Linked DNA regions of Homo sapiens: region 1 is linked to region 2. A link is an interaction called in ENCODE POLR2A ChIA-PET data of the cell type or tissue named here. Cell type or tissue: K562. All regions are shown on one strand. Each heading gives the region's core, and the rest is flanking DNA. Links, peaks and the distances in the headings are about the cores only.

Region 1 (5,558 bases), core at 1-5,000, 300 kb after region 2:
TGTGGATGGGGGTGGCGAGAGGGCAGCTGCTGCCAGGACCCTGGCCAGCTGCCTTCTCTGGATGGACCAGCTGGGCTGCTTCCAGGTCTGGCTTTCCAAGACTGGAAGTCTTGGAAGGACCCTTGGAGAGCATCTAGCCCATTTCCTCATTAAGCAAGTAGGGAAACAGGCTCAAAGAGGCGAAGTGGCTTGCCAAGGTCACATATTAAGGATCCAGAGCTCTGACCTCTGAGTCCAGGTTTTCTTTTCTGGTATTTGTTCATTCAGTTAGTAGTTAATGAGCTGCTCAGTGTTAATGTTCTAGGTGCTAGGGTGCTAGGGATATATCAAGGAACAAGTCAGACATGGTTTCTGCTCTCAGGGAGTTATATTCTGGGGTGGGGGAAACAGACAATAAATAGGTAACCAATTCAATAAAGAATTTCAGGTTCTGCTAAGTGGAATGAAAATGGAACGATGATGGGCTAGGAGATAATGTTAAGTAAGGTAGTCAGGGAAGGCTAAGGAGGTGATATCTGAGATAAAGCCTAACTGACAAAGAGCCAGCAATGGGAATATGAGGAGGAAGAGTGTTCCAGGCAGAGGGAATAACTGTGCAAAGGCCCTGAGGTCAGTGCGAGTTTGAGTTTTAGGGAATAGAAAGCAGACCAGTGTGGCTAGAGATGACAGACCAGTGTGGTTAGAGAGACAAGATCAGAGAAGGGGGCAAATTATCTCAGCCTTGTAGAGGATAAAGATTATCTGGTGCGGGAACTGAGGTCCGAAGAAGGAAAAGAAAAGGCCCCCAGCTGGGTGAAGTTAGAGAGAGGCCAAGAACTCATGCCCCCTGAATCCCTGTTTTTTATGTTCCTTAGGCGCAGATGGCTGTGCCTTTACATGCATAACGCAGCTTCCTTTCACGCTGTAGCTGGAAGGCACTGTGGAGTCCAGGCTGGGTTCTTTCTGCTCACCCTGCCTGCCTCCACCCCTCTTCGAATCTCACCTGACCCAGACTGATGATGTAGGTGTGAGAGACCCTGGGGAACTTCCATGGACGGACAGAAAGAACATAGCTTTGGAATCCGGCAGATCTGAATTTTCATCTTGACTGCCACTTCTAAATTGTATGACTGTAGGCAAGTTGCTTCAACCCTCTGGGGTTCAATGTCCGCATCTGTAAAATGGGGCATAATAATAGTAAATACTCAAGAGGGTTATAGTAAGGAGTAAATGACATCATGCACACAACACACCTAACCCAGAGCTGGACGTATGGAATAAGGTGTCCTTTGCTATGAGGATTAATGGATGAGAGTGCATGTTTAACCCTCGGCACATAGTAGGTTCCCAGTCATTGGTAGCAGCTGCAGTTGTCACAGTGGCTGTTGTCAGTTTAAATGGGTTAGAGCAGGGCCGCCAAACTTGAGTGAGCCTCAGAATCCTCTGGAGGGCTTCTTAATGCAGACTGCTGGGCCCACCCAGAGTCTTTTATTTAGTTTGGGGGCAGGAGGGACTTGAGGATTTCATTGCTAACAAGTTCCCACGTGATGCAGATTCGGATGGTACTGATCCAGGGACCCTACCTTGAGAACCACTGGGTTGGAGGAAAAGGCTGGAGAGAACTGAAGGGGTCTTGCCAACGTGGGATATCTCCTGGCTCCTGATGTCTTAGATGCTGGGACACTGGGTACCAAATTCAGTCCTGGGTATGGTCTTCAGGCCCTCTTGTTTCTGTCACAGAGTCTATGATCCAAATGAGTCTCAGCTGCTGCCTGCGTTGTGCCAGGTTTAACACGTAGGCCCTCATAAAGCCTCTAGGAAGTCATTTGTACAAAGGATAAGTGAGTCAAAATGAGCAATGCATCAGGCCATGAGACCATTGCATGGGATATTGGACCCAGACAGCTCTGGGAATTCTGAGGATTCAGGTCTAGCTCCTTTTTCGTCCAGAGAGAACAGGACATGGTCCCTTTTCTGCATTGGGAAAAGGGAGGGCTATGTGTTAAAACCAGGAAGTTCATTTGAGGACAAACCTCTACTGGGAAGAAGTAAATCAAAGGAATCATCGATGTAAAGGGGGCAAAGTGCTGGGAAATGCTCCCGGGGGAGTTTACTGAGTCAGTTTATTCAGATGTTTCTAAGAAAGGGGTCGCTGATAATTTTCTAGGGAAGATTGGGGTCTAGCTCAGGTTGGAGGCAGGGGACCAACCTTGATGTGATGAGATTCTCACCCAGCCCCATACAACTCAGAATCTGAAGACAAAGGCACTTAAAAATAGTTTCCGGGTGGGACTTGTCCTAAACTGATGGGAAATACCCTCTGTGAGGGGTGGCTTGGGATAGTAAAAATGAGCGGACTTGGGAGGCCCAAAGACCTGGGTTTGCATCTCTGGCCCTTTCTAGCTGTGCATCATGACTGTGGTATGTAACTGATCTAGGCCTCAGCCTGTCCTTTGCAAAATGGAATTAGAGATACCTTGTGAGAATTCCAGAGGATGTATGTACAACACATAGAAGACATCCAAGCTATGGAAGCTGCCGCCTTTCCTTTTCCTGTAGACTTCATAAAAATGATGTGATGTGCACATCTGGGTGGAGGAAGGGTGGGATGGGGCAGCACACAGCTGGCGTCAGGCCTCCTCGCTCTGGTCTAGGTATGTGGTGTTTACTGTGTGCACAGTGGAGCCTGAAAGGCTGCATGAGGAGTGAAGAGAGAAGGACTTTGTTCATCGCCGAGTCTCAGTGTCTCCTACACCCACTTTTTGACTCTTTGGGCCTCAGTATCCCTGCCTGCAGAGTGAGAGGCTGGTGGGCTTGGTTTAGATATACCCAGAGTCTCCCAGAGAAGGTAGGACACTTGTACAGGCCCTCCAGTTCCTCCTTTGTCTCCCCCTGACTCTGCGGTAGCCCCTAGATGGTTATTTTTCATCCCCAGAGCGCCCCCTCCTGCCAGTTTCTCTCTAGCTGATCTTTGCTTGATTGGTCTTGGATAATTTTTAAAGTATTTTTTTGGATTAGGTAATATATGCAGATGCTACAACATTTTAAACACATGAAAAATATCCGGGGGAAGTGTCCTGGGCACCCCTGTCTTCTGATCCTCATGTCCCATCCCTGGTACAAGCACTGTTATCAGCTTTTATAATGCTTTATGCTGTTATTACTGCTGATAATGTAGATACATCGTAAAAAAGCCGAACAGCACCAGAGGACATCCAAAGAAATGGCATCTCCCTTCTACTCAGCTATCCAGTCCCACTCCCACAAGCCACCATCACACTCTTTCAGGCTACCAGTTTTTTCTTATTTTCCTGTTTTTAAATTCTTATTAAGCACTTATGGTGGTGCCCATCCCTGTGCCAGGCACTGTGAGAGTTCCAGAGAAGTTGGGTTGCACTAGGCAGTATAGCATGGTGAAAGTAACGAGCTCCACAGCCAGATAACCTGGATTTGAATCTTGGCTCTGCCGCTTATTGGCTGTGTGACTCTGAGCAAGTCACTTAACCTCCCTGAGCCTGTTTCCTCATCGCAAAACGGGCTTATCATAGCCCCATCCTGCCTCGAAGGTGTCAAGAGGATTAGATGAATAAATATTGGTAGAGAGCCTGGTACACAGTGAAAGTGTCTTAAGAGTGTTAGCTGTCATTATTTTAGTTGAAAGTCCCTCTGAGGTCATCTACTGTGGCTATCTTAGTTGAGGCCCAGAGAGCAATCTCAATTGGCCTGAAGCCTCACAGGAGGTCTGTGGCAATGATGTTTCTGGATACACAGCTCAGGATCTCTCCCTGTCCCCTGAGGCACCCCAAGTAGCCATCATGGACCCTGCGGCACCTGAGGCCTCAAGTTTGCTGCCTTTATCTCCAGCACTCAGTGTCCCTAGTGAACGCCACCTGGAGTCACCCTGAGAGTGGGTGGAAAGATATTCCACCACACTCACTGCACTCACTAATTGGGTCCTCTAATGAAAATTAATTAGTTCCTCAGCAAATGTCTTGAGCAGCATCTTTCATCAGCCTGGGCCCAACACCAAGACTGGACCAGGTGCCTCCGGGGCCCATCCAAGCCCTGGCCGAGCCACCCCCGAGCCATCTGGCCTCAGGAAACTTACCATTTGTGCCCAGCTTCTACTGGGCATGCTAAGTCCTCGCAGAGGGACCCCCAAACTGGGCAGCTGGGCCCTGAGGGGAGTCAGGTGTGTGGCTCTAGCAAGGGATAATTTTTTTTTTTTCTGAGATGGAGTCTTGCTCTGTTGCCCAGTCTAGAGTGCAGTGGCATGATCTCAGGTCACTGTAACCTCTGCCTCCTGGGTTCATGTAATTCTCCTGCCTCAGCCTCCTGAGTGGCTGGGACTACAGGCGCGTGCCACCATGCCCAGCTAATTTTTATATTTTTAGTAGAGATGGAGTTTCACCATATTGGGCAGGCTGGTCTCGAACTCCTGACCTCAGGTGATCTGCCCACCTCAGCCTCCCAAAGGGCGGGGATTACAGGCATGAGCCACCACACCCGGCTCAAGGGAGAATTTAACATGTACCTTCTTCTCTGGACTTTCCCCAGAAGTCACTTGATTTTGTAACGAATACAGAAAATCAGGAGAACTCTTCACTCCTGTTTCCACTGTCTTAGCCTGAGAAGTGGATTTTTGTGCAAGTGCTCTGTGGGAGTGCTCGCAGGTGAAACCTGCAAGAGAGGGAGAGGGAGACGCAGCATGGGGCAGGAGAAGAAGCAGCCAGACATGGGCACTTGGCTGCAGGCTAACTTCAGCCAGATCCTGGGGAGCTCTGGAGAATGGATGGCATGGCAGGGTTGACTAGGCTTCGGTACTCCTATAGCAGGGTAGTCCCCCGAGGGCATAACTGTTGGGGCAAGGCAGCTCCTATGAGCTAAGGGCAGTTGTCCAAAGATGGGGCAGCTGTGAGCCGGCACCAGCAGATACTCATGGCAGCTGAGTGATGGGGGACCTGCTTAGCATGGGGGATCTGGCCAGGATACCAGTGGGGTCCACTCACCCACTGTCTGGGAACCCCTGACTACAGAGTGGGGAGAGTGGGTGTGCTCAGCTCTGTGCTCAGCAGTGTCCAACCCTCGTTTCAGGTCACCCTCCACAAGGTGGGCATAGTCATTACATTCGGCCATATGGAGAAATTGAGCATCTGGATGGACTTCTGACTTGGCCAAGGTCATACAGCTAGTGAGGGGCAGAACAGGACTTCAAACCCAGGCCTATTCCAACACTTGTGTTCTTTCCAGCATTCTGTACTGTATTTAATGTTTTTCATGAATATATACATGTATCTCATGCTTCTTTGTGGGCCTCTTTCCAAGTCCCTCTTTGGAGGGTGCCTGTCCTGACTTTCTACTTTGCACCTTGCAGACATGAAGTCTTTTGTGTCTGACAAAGGATTTTAATATATTTGAGCCTGCCTGATCCTCATGAAAAGTTGGCCGTGTATCCAGAGAGGAGGGCAGAGGCCCTAATAGGTGGCCTGAGGTGAAAGCAGAAGGGGTAGTTGATTTGTCGTGGGATGAGCCCTGGATTTGTCATAAAGAAACCTGGGTTTGAGATCTCATTTCTGCCA
Region 2 (6,211 bases), core at 629-5,628:
AGGAGATGGAGACCATCCTGGCTAACACGGTGAAACCCTGTCTCTACTAAAAATACAAAAAATTAACTGGGCGTGATGGCGGGCGCCTGTAGTCCCAGCTACTCGGGAGGCTAAGGCAGGAGAATGTCGTGAACCCAGGAGGTGGAGCTTGCAGTGAGCGGAGATCGCACCATTGCCCCCCAGCCTGGGTGACACAGCGAGACTCCGTCTCAAAAAAAAATAAAAATAAAAAAATAAAATAAATAAATAAATAAATAAAAGATGCAAATGTCTAAGCTGAGACTTTCTCCCTGAGGTAATCAGAAGAATTGAGAAGGGAATGACTTTCTCCCTCCAGGAGTCCATGTTATGTGACACTGCATCCAGGTACATACTAAGATCACTTCAAATTGCCCAAAATTTGGGGAAATGTTGCTCAAGTCGTCGGGATGTCATTATTGTGATGGCTCTCTCTCCACCTCACTCACCTCAGTTTCTCCTGGGTCCAGTATGCAGTCAGGGTTTAACAAGTGTTTCTTGCGGGGAGAAGGGGTCAATGAGGGAATGACAGTCATCCCAAGGGATATCCCTGGACCCAGACAGCTGGATTCCTGACTCTCCCACTTTCCTCCCAGGAAGGAGGTGGCAAATTCCCTGCTCTATCTGCTGGGCCTCTTGTGTCCAGCACAAGACTGAGGGACTGGGCGGTCCACTGTGGAGGTACACTTGGGAATCCTTGGTCTTCTTTCCCTGTTCTCTTGACCTTGCAGTATGATGACAGGTCATCCTTCTGCACTCTGGGCTTCTGTTTGCCCCATCGGAAGATGGAAGGGATTCTACTTCCTCACCCTCCTTGTTCTTACCATGGGATTCAAATGCTTGAACGGTTGACTCAAAAGTACCAAATGCTAACTACATGGATATAGACTGAGGTCTTGGAGAGGGGAAGGAGAACTATCTGGGAGTCACTGACTCTGAGCAAACTTGGATATTTCTGTTCCTCTTTCTGGGCCTCAGTTTCCCCATATACATATAGCTTCAGATAGTTAACACAGGTAATATTGTAGATTGGATTATTTGCCTACAATTGTCCCTTTCCCCTCCCCACCCCATGCTTACAGTGGCTTCCCTCAGGGAGAGTGTACAGCCTGCCCCAGTGACTTGGGCTGGGCGAGGAGACCTGTTTTAGCTAATGGGATGTGGGTGGCAGTGACAGTGTAGCCTGTTTAAAGACAAAACACCACCATTCTTTTTTTTTTTTTTTTTTGAGATGGAGTTTCGCTCTTGTTGCCCAGGCTAGAGTGCAGTGGCACGATCTTGGCTCACTGCAACCTCCACCTCCCGAGTTCAAGTGATCCTCCTGCCTCAGCCTCCCAAGTAGCTGGGATTACAGGCACCTGCTACCACACCCTGCTAATTTTTATATTTTTAGTAGAGATGGGGTTTCACCATGTTGGCCAGGCTGGTCTTGAACTCCTGACCTCAGGCAATCTGCCTGCCTCAGCCTCCCAAAGTGCTGGGATTACAGGTGTGAGCCACCTCACCTGACCTCCACCCTTCTTAGAGCTTCTGCCCTCTGCCATGAGAAGAGCTTGCCCGGAGCCACTTGTCTTGCTGGAGAGACACCTGGGGCAAGCCTGAAGCTGAGCCAGACCAGCCAAGCCTCAAACTTGCCAAAGAGAAAAAAATATTTGTGGTAAGAAGTCACAGAGATTCAAGGGTTGTTTGTCACAGATTTATCACAGTAAGAGCTTGACTAATTCAGATTCTGGTTATTAGTCTGTAATGAACGTCTACTGCAGATCTCCCACTTTTAAACATCATTTCATTCATCCAACCCATAACCCTGAGAAAGGCTATTCCCATTTGACAGTGAAGAAATAGTGGTTATGAGATAAGTGACTTGCCCAAGACCCCCAGCTGAGAAATGATGTAGCCAGGATTAAACCATACCATATTCCTCCCTTGAAAGTAATAAAGGCAGCAACAGCTAACAATTACAGATCATGTGCCATGGACCAGGTATCATTTTAATCACTTTACATGTATAATCTTGTATAATCTCATGAAATCCTCATATCCTTATCGGGTAGGCTTCATTACTTTTCCCCATTTCACACATGAGGAAACTGAAGCACAAAGAGGTTAATTTGGCCAAAGTTGTCCAACTTGTAAGTACTAGAGCTGGGATTCAACCCCAAGCAGTCTAACCATAAACTTTACATCCCTATTGACTACTCTAATTAATTACAATCGGTCTTTGAAGATTTCTCCCACTTAAGATTCCTCCCATTTGAAGATTCAGTGTCCATATCTGAAAAATGAAGATCACAAAGACCTAAGAAGGTTAAGTGACCAGACTTAATTCTAGACAACTGGAACCCAAGCCTGTTGATACACAGCTTATTGCCCTAGGTTTCTTTCCTCAAAGGCATCAGGAGGAAAATTAGGGGGTCACAGCAGGAAGCTCCCAGTTAAGCCAGTTAAGACTTGGCTGTCAAGAGCCCTGTGACTATCCTGGAGCTCTGAGTTCTGAGCTAGGTCCTTGGAATGGCAAGAGGTGACAGGTCACAGACCATGGCTTCTCTGGCTATAGGTAGCAGCATCTACACAGTCCATTCTAGATTCCCTGCTCAGCTTCCTGGCTAACTCACTCCCTGTTCCAGCAGTTCTGTGAGCTGGTCTATGCAGTGCCATCTCTGAGTTCAGCTCCAACCCAGTCAGCTCTATCTGTACTGCCTGTCTCCTCTGCCTTTCTGGAAAGTCTCCTAGGAGGCTGGTTCCTTTTGCAGACTCTAACCTTGCTTTCCTCCCTCACTTATTCAATAAATGTTTGCTGAGCACTTAATATAGGCTTTAGGCTGTGCTTCGCAGAACTCATGCACTAGTGGATGAGACAAAGCCCTAGCTAGAGAGTTGCATGACATATACCAGACTAGAGAGGTCTGGGAGGCTATGGGAGGCCAGGAGAGACCTAACTCAGCCTAGAAACCAGGCAAGTCTTCCTGAAGATGATATCTAGGTCAAGACCTTGAGTTTTAGCAGGAGCTAGCCAAGTAGAACACTTGTAATTATCCATTCTCCCCTTCTTCCTTACCAATAGCAGTGTCCCTGGTTAGAAATATTTGCCCCACCCCACCCCCAGGCTCTTGGAGTGCCAGTGACATTCCATATTTTGTCCTGGGTGGTAGTTACAATGGATACATACATTTATTTACAAAAAAATCATTCAGCTGTTGTGCACTTTACCATAGGAACAGTATATTTCAATTTTAAAGGTAAATTAAAATTTTAAAAATATGTTTCCTCTCCAGGCTCCCTTGCACCAAACAATGATCACGTGACCCAAGACTGGCCAATCAGAAGTAAGAAAAATCTACTAGGCGGGGCTACATGGCAAGCTATAGTTTTCCTAACTAAGGAGATAGACTTGGCCTTTTGTCTGTCATCCATTTACCCTGTGTCCTTCCTGGAACATGGCTGCTGCCACTAGAACAGCCATCTGGTGTCCTTGAGGATTGTCTTAGTTGGGTTCCCCCAGAATAAATCTTGAGATGAAGAATCATATGACAGTGATGCTTTGGAAATGTTTCCAGGAAAAATGGCTATAGGAGTACAGAAGTTCACCAGGAAGAGAAGAAGCCAGTGAGGATGTGAAATCCAGTGAAGTCCCACAGGGCAGTTCTAGAAACAAGAAATGTTTCTATAGATGGAGCACATACATTCTCAGGTACTTCAGGTTCTCCCTGTGCGGAGCCATAGCAGGCTCTGGCAGCCTCAGGAAAGCCCCAGATACCAGCTGTCAGGAGGAAAAACATACCAGGAGCCTGTGTGCACAAAAGCGGTAAAGGATCCCAGAGGAGCTGTGGGCACGAATGAGTCACATAAGAATGGTGGAGGAGGAAGTGACAAGGAGCCTGGGTCTTCAGGGCTATTCATGAGCAGCTGTACCTACCCTGGCCTGCCAAAAAAAAAAAAAGTAAACTCTTCTCTAGTGAAGTCACTGTAATTCCGTTTCTGTTCCCGCAGCTAAGTTAAATTCTAACTGATATGCAGGGTAAAGAAAGGGCAGGAGGAGTTGTTCATGGAGAGGGAACAGCATGTGCTGGTCCTCATCTCAATCCTGAAAGGTAGGTGTTGTTCCCATTTTACAGATGAGGAAGATAAAGATCCAAGAGAAGTGCTTGGCCCAAGGTCACACACCAGTTTAGTGGCAAAGGCAGGATTCGAACCCAGTGTATTCATTATCTATTGCTGTGTAACAAGGTTTCACAAATGCAGCAGCTTAAAGCAACACACATGTATTATCTCACAGTTTCTATGGGTCAAGAACACGGGCACAGTTTAACTGGGTCTTCTGCTTCAGTTTCTCTGCTTCACGAGACTGCACTCGAGGGGTCGGCCATGGTGGGAGTCTCATCTGAGCCTCAATTAGAGAAGGATCCACTTTCAAATTCACAGGGTTGTTGGCGGAATGTCAGTTCCTTGAGGACTAATGAAGTGAATACCGCAGCTCCTGGCTGGTTGTTGGCTGGAAGTCCTCCTCATTTTCTTACCTTTCCCGCCTGGCAACTTGTTTCATCAAAGCCAGCTGGAAGTCACAACCTTAAGTAACCTAATCAGAGAAGTGACATCCCATCACTTTTGCCATATTCTGTTCATTAGAAGCAGCTCAGTAAGGCCTGTCCACACACAAGGGGAGGGGATTGCACAAGGGCATGAACACCAGGAGGCCGACATCACTGGGAGACATCTTAGAAGATGCCCGTCACATCCAGGTCTACTTAATTCCAAAATTTTCTGTATTTTCTGCAAAATCAAGCTTACTCTGAAGGTAAAACCCCATGGATTCCAATGACTAAACCTGGTCAGGGACTGAGGGAGAATTTGGGGGACAGACCATCCATGGTACATGAAGGACAGGGATGCCCCGTCCTTCCCACCCATAAGGCCCACCTTCCCACTCTTGTGGCTCACAGATTCCACCAAAACTTCATTTACCTCTCACTGTGTAATCTGGGGATGAAACCAGATCCTGGTTTCATTCTCTTCTGCCTTTGGGAAATAGGTCTGTCTTTTCTCTCAATTTTGGAAACCGTCTCTGCAGCTCCAGGGAAAACTCCTGAGTCCTGAGGGGTAGCAAAGGCTGCAGACAAACTCTTAGGCCAGGAAACAGAAGACCTGCTTCTCGGCAAATCTGCCTCAGTTTCCCTGTTGGTCAAATGAGGGAATTGGGCAAGATGCTCACTAAGCAGCTTCCTGCTCTAACTTCTTCTTTCGAGGGAAAAACTAAAGTGGCACAGCCTAGGGCTGTGCTGTCTAATATGGCAGCCACGAGCCATGTGTGGCTACCGAGCACATAAAATGTGACTAGTCCAAACTGAGATATGCTATAGATAAATCTCAAAAAATCTCTCTCAAAAAATAAAAAATAAAATAAATTAGTACACTAGATTTATATATGGGAGGCAGAATTCAGATGACCCCTCCTCAATGATCCTCATCCCTGTATAATCTCCTCCTCTTTAAGTGTAGGTGGAACCCGTGAATGTATATTATATGGCAGAAGGGAGAGTGCCCTGGGTGGGCCTGGACTAATCAGGTGAGAGTTTTAAAGCCAGAGATTTTTCTCTGGCTGGTTACAGGAGAGGAATTCAGCACTCTGATGTCCCTGAAAGAAAGCAAGCATTCATGCTATGAACTGCCTATGGGGCAGCTTCTAGAATCTGAGATTGATCCCTCGGAGACAGCTAACAGGAAAAGAGAGACCTCAGTCCTATAACCACAAGGAAATGAATTCTGCCAACAATCTGTGAGCTTGGAAGAAAACTCTGAAGCTCACATGAGAACCTCAACCCTGGCCAACACCTTGGCTTCAACCTGGTGAGACCCTGAGGGTCCAGCCAGGCCATGCCCAGACTTCTGACCTACAGAAACCATGAGATCATAAATTTGTATTGTTTTAAGCTACTAAATTGTGGTAATTTGTTATGTAGCAATAAGAAAAATTAGTACTGGATTTTAGAGACTTAGTACAAAAAAAAGAAAATGTAAAATATCTCAATAATTTCTTTACTGATTCCAATGTTGAAATCATAATATTTTAGATTTAATAAAATATATCACTAAAAATACAGTTGATCCTGAAACAACACGAGTTTGAACTGCTAGTGTCCACTTACATGCAGATTTTTTTCCAATAAATACATTGGAAAATTTTTGGAGATTTGTG

Evidence for each region. ChIA-PET counts read pairs that join two places held together with the same protein. Peaks named below come from ENCODE experiments on the same cell type or tissue, not always from the same donor. Only the 100,000 strongest peaks of a DNase experiment are listed, where the experiment ranks them.
Region 1: POLR2A ChIA-PET joins it to region 2 with 6 read pairs; 1 of 35 experiments calls an interaction of 5 or more read pairs at or near these places.

The regions. Positions count from the first base shown.
Region 1 is chr20:44,797,954-44,803,511 of GRCh38, reverse strand. All of the region lies in intron 1 of RIMS4 (regulating synaptic membrane exocytosis 4), which reads left to right. Among named protein-coding and RNA genes, the nearest start is that of RIMS4, 9.8 kb to the left of the region's middle. In K562, for the core only: a CTCF peak has its summit at 2,933 (motif pointing left); a DNase peak (open chromatin) is centred at 2,911; H3K27me3 peaks cover 1,167 bases.
Region 2 is chr20:45,102,643-45,108,853 of GRCh38, reverse strand. No RefSeq gene overlaps it. Among named protein-coding and RNA genes, the nearest start is that of KCNS1, 4.6 kb to the right of the region's middle. In K562, for the core only: no CTCF peak of the experiment used is centred there; a DNase peak (open chromatin) is centred at 3,313; H3K27me3 peaks cover 1,364 bases.